2 separate regions of the Homo sapiens genome follow, and region 2 is linked to region 1. Evidence: read pairs that join two places in POLR2A ChIA-PET (ENCODE). Cell type or tissue: Panc1. All regions are shown on one strand.

The links. ChIA-PET counts read pairs that join two places held together with the same protein. Peaks named below come from ENCODE experiments on the same cell type or tissue, not always from the same donor. Only the 100,000 strongest peaks of a DNase experiment are listed, where the experiment ranks them.
Region 2: POLR2A ChIA-PET joins it to region 1 with 12 read pairs; 2 of 35 experiments call an interaction of 5 or more read pairs at or near these places.

What each region holds. Positions count from the first base shown.
Region 1 is chr1:28,453,954-28,456,453 of GRCh38, forward strand. The region is part of intron 2 of PHACTR4 (phosphatase and actin regulator 4); the gene reads left to right. Among named protein-coding and RNA genes, the nearest start is that of SNHG3, 51 kb to the right of the region's middle. In Panc1, no CTCF peak of the experiment used is centred here; no DNase peak of the experiment used is centred here.
Region 2 is chr1:28,077,906-28,080,405 of GRCh38, forward strand. The region is part of intron 1 of EYA3 (EYA transcriptional coactivator and phosphatase 3); the gene reads right to left. Among named protein-coding and RNA genes, the nearest start is that of EYA3, 9.5 kb to the right of the region's middle. In Panc1, no CTCF peak of the experiment used is centred here; a DNase peak (open chromatin) is centred at 968.

The DNA.
Region 1 (2,500 bases):
GCCCGTAATCTTAGCACTTTGGAAGGCCAAGGTGGGAGGATCCCTTGAGCTCAGGGGTTTGAGACCAGCCTGGGCAAGATAGCAAGACCTTGTCTCTATTAAAAAAAAATTTTTTTTTTAATTAGCCAGGTGTAGTGGCACACGCTTTTAATCCCAGCTGCTCTGGAGACTGAGGCCAGAGGATTGATTGAACCCAGAAAGATAAAAAAGTCCATTCAAAAGGAAGATATAATAACTCTAAATTTGTATATACCTCATAACAGCTTCAAAGTATATAAAGCAAAAATTAATAGAACTAAGAGAGAAATCACTTTGTCTTTTTTTTTTTTTTTTTTTTTTTTGAGACGGAGTCTCGCTCTGTCGCCCAGGCTGGAGTACAGTGGCGTGATCTCGGCTCTCTGCAAGCTCCACCTCCCGGGTTCACGCCATTCTCCTGCCTCAGCCTCCCTAGTAGCTGGGACTATAGGCACCCGCCACTGCGCCCGGCTAATTTTTTGTATTTTTAGTAGAGATGGGGTTTCACCATGGTCTCGATCTCCTGACCTCGTGATCCGCCCACCTCGGCCTCCCAAAGTGCTGGGATTACAGGTGTGAGCCGCCGCGCCCGGCCATCACTTTCATAATTAGAGATGTTAACATACCTCTCTCAGTTACTGATAGAGCAAACAGACAACAAATCAGAAGGGATCTTAATGATTTGTATATGATTAACCACCTTGACCTAATTGGCATATTTAGAACACCATACCCAACAATTGCACAATACACTTTCCAATAACACATAATTGGAGATAATGTATTATAAATTTGGGAAGAAACAACTGTAAGCTTCTGTTGTTTATTTGCAACTTGGACCATATTTGAGATATATAGGAAAAGCATTAAATATAAATGGCCTAAACACTCCAATTATCCTACCACGTTGGGAGACTGAGGTGGAAGGACCACTTGAACCCAGCAGTTTGAGACCAGCTCAGCTCACTGTAACCTCCACCTCCCGCATTCAAGCCATTCTCCTGCCTCAGCCTCCCAAGTAGCTGGGATTATAGGTGCCTGCCACCATACTCAGCTAATTTTTTTTTGTTGTTGTATTTTTAATAGAGACAGGGTTTCCTCATGTTGGCCAGGCTGGTCTCAACCTCCTGCCCTCAAGTGATCCACCTGTCTCGGCCTCCCAAAGTGTTGGGATTACAGGCATGAGCCACCGCATCTGGCCTCATTTTTCTTTTTCTTTTTCTTTCTTTCTTTTTTTTTTTTTTTTTTTTGAGACAGAGTTTTGCTTTCACCCAGGCTGGAGTGCAGTGATGTGATCTTGGCTCACTGCAACCTCCGCCTCCCAAGTTCAAGATTCTCCTGCCTCAGCCTCCCGAGTAGCTGGGATTATAGGCGTGTACCACCACACCCAGCTAATTTTTGTATTTTTAGTAGAGACGAGGTTTCACCATGTTGGCTAGGCTGGTCTCAAACTCCTGATCTCAGGTGGTCTGCCTGCCTCGGCTTCCCAAAGTGCTGGGATTACAGGCATGAGTCACCATGCCTGGCCCCTAATTCATTTTTCTTCAACAAAGAAGCAGCCTATAGCCAGAAAATGTCTGCCTCTGTCTCTTTTAACCTCCATGAGGTTTCCAGATAATAATCTGGTATTGGGTTTAACACACCTGACTGACCTTAGGACCCTAGGCTGACCTGGAGAGATTTTTTAAAACAGATTCTGAAAGTCCTACCTCCTGGAGATTCTGTATTTTGAAAAGGCAATTGGGCTGATTCCAAGTATTTGGACAGATTTCGGAGTCTTGGAAATAATGTACTGTTTGTCCTGGAGAGTAGGAAAAAGAGGGGAAGGAAGGAGGGAGAATATGAGGATATGAATATGTATGTGTGAATTTGAGATAACTGAGTCAGGGCCAGGTGTGGCTCTACCCCAACACAGGAGGTAAGAGGAAAGAAGGACATCTGCCTCTAAAAGTTTTGTAAAAGTGAAAATCAAGCACATTTGCATGAGAAGCAAAGAAAATGTTGCTCTGTTTTTTGTATTCAGTGGCTTTATTTTTTTTATACATATTTTGCTTATGTATCAACTATTTTTTTTTTGAGACAAGGTCCCTGTATTAAGCCATTCTTGCATTGCTATAAAGAGATCCCTGGGACTGGATAATTTATAAAGAAAAGAGCTTTATTTGACTCGTGGTTCTGTAGGCTGTACAGGAAACATAATGCTTGCAACTGCCCTGCTTCTGGGGAGGTCTCAGGAAACTTACAATCATGAATCATGACAGAAAACCAACCAGGAATAAGCATGTCACGTGACCAGAGCAGGAACAAGAGAGCAAAGAGGGAGATGCCACATACTTTTAAACGACCAGATCTCACGAGAACTCACTCACTATTGCTAAGGCAGCACCATATGGATGGTGCTAAACTATTCATGAGAAATCCACCCCCATGATCCAGTCACCTCCAACCAGGCCCCACTTCCAGTACTGAAGATTACAATTCAACC
Region 2 (2,500 bases), 380 kb before region 1:
CAGTGTTTGGATAACACTGACTATACACTATACTAACAGAACTAAGTCTTTTGAAATCTATGTCTTTAGCTGTTAGAAGAACTGTAAAATCTAGGTTCAGTTTTTTTATTAATGTTTTATTTCTCCAAATTTATTTACCCCTTCAAAACTCCATCAGACAGGATAATATAAGTGTTTGTTAAAGAAAAATAAAATAAATAAATATCTTACACCAAAGATAAAAAGGAAAGAAATCTGGTCTTGAATGAAAGTCAATTCACTAACTAGCTCCACTTAAGTTTTCCCAAATAGCAAACCATTAAAACTATTAAGATTACGGCCCAAATAACAAGTGGTTCCTAAGAGAGATTTTAAAAGTTGGGCCTGTAGCCTTGATAACCTTTAGCTTTAAATCCAACACGCTACACAAGAACTTTCCCTACAGGTCCTCAAGACAAGATATTTTCAAGCTCCTGAGCAATATAACATTAAATGTCAATCATGCCCTGTTACTCAGCAAATATACAGAACTCATCATAGTCACAAACACTCTCAGGAGCTCCAACTGTGAGTTGATACTATTAATAGCAAACATTTATGGAATGCTTCTTATGGGTCAGGTACCGTTCTAAGTACTTTTAATATATTAACTATTTCTTTTTCTTCTTCTTTTCTTTAATTGAGACAGTCTCGCTCTGTTACCCAGGCTGAAGCGCAGTGGCATGATCTCAGCTCACTGCAACCTCCACCTCCCAGGTTTAGCAATTTTTATGCCTCAGCCTCCTGAGTAGCTGGGATTATAGGCATGCACCACCATGCCCAGGTAATACATTAATTATTTTAATCTTTCAATAAGTCTATAAAATAGAAGCTATTTGTTATTATCACCATTTTACAGATGAGAAAACTAAGGCACAGAGAGTAACTTCCCCAATGCTATACACATAGTAAGTCACCAACCTGGTATTCGAGCCCAGGCAGGCTAGCTTCAAAGCCTGAGTTCTCAAACCACAGCTATGTGTCTCATAATGGAACAATGCAGACAGGACTGGTGATATTTAAAAGCTGACTGAGCTTAAAATGTATGATATGCCATACTATAGTCATCAACAGCCAGAATTCTTAAGCCAAGTAATGAGAACATACGAGAAGATGGCAAGTCTTCTTCTTTATCCTTTACCATTCTCATTTTTTTTCCCCAGGCCTCCCAAGTATGAGTATGAGTTAACACAAGTGAAGTGCTTTAAATAGTGCCTGGCACATAGTAAGTGCTCACTAAGTGTTAAGAGCAGGTAGTGGTATAAAAATAGTAGAGTATGTCTGCTGACCCTGTTTCACTCTACCAGCTAGGATAGGCAAGGAACTGTTGATATTTCTACGCCCTTTCCCCCTTTGTGATTACAGGAAACGAATTGGGACAATACATAAATGTAATCCACTGTCGCAAACCCTAATTACTCTTCAGTCATGTTATTTCACCTGACCATATACACATGAGCAAACTGCTTCATTCCTCAGTCCTCTTTTTTTGGTTTACAAAGACTGGACTTGGGCCAGAAGAGAGCAGAATAAAGCAGCTTTGTAACCTTTTGACTAGTTGCCAAGAACAGAAGCAAGGTTTGTGAAAACCAACTGAAAGGACCTAAACTTTGGACTGTTAGATGGAAACTAGCAAAGGATTCTAACGATAGAAGCTCAGCATACAACCGAGCATTTTCAACCTCACGATTCCAAAATAAGTTTTTAAAATAATGTGCCTAGAAATGGTAAAGAACAGGGATGACAGTAATGGTAATCAGGGCAACAGGACCTCCCTCTCTCAATGATTGTTCTGCAGCTATTTAGGTTAAGTTTTACAGAATCCATCCACGTACATTGCAGAGAAAAAAACTAGCAAACCTAAACATTTTCTTTTTTTTTTTTTTGGTAGAGACAGGGTCTCGCTATGTTGCCCAGGCTAGTCTTGAACTCCTGGGCTTAAGTGATCCTCCTACTTCAGCCTCCCAAAGTGCTGGGATTACAGGCATGAGCCACCACACCTGGCCCCAAACCTAAACATTTTCCATTACAAAAAGACAATATTAGGGGAAAGATCTAGCAGTCACTAAAATTTTGCAAACTGCAGGTACATTGCATTAACTACGGAAACTAAAGAAAAAATTCAATTTCACCTAAAAGCTAATCATTCTAATGTATTCCCGTAGTAACGGCACTGATATCAACTTAGTGAATGGAAACCAGCAGTTTGTTTTAAATTAAAAACAATAAAACAAATAGAGGCCAGGCACAGTGGCTCACACCTATAATTCCAGCACTTTGGGAGGCTGAGGCAGGAGGATCACTTGAGCCCAGGAGTTCAAGACCAGCCTGGGCAATACAGTGAAACCGCATCTATAAAACACAAAACAAACAAACAAAAAAAATTAGTGAGGCATGGTGGCACACACCTGTAGTCTCAGCTGCTTGGGAGGCTGAGGCAGGAGGATCACCTGAGCCCAGGAGGTCGAGGCTGCAGTGAGCC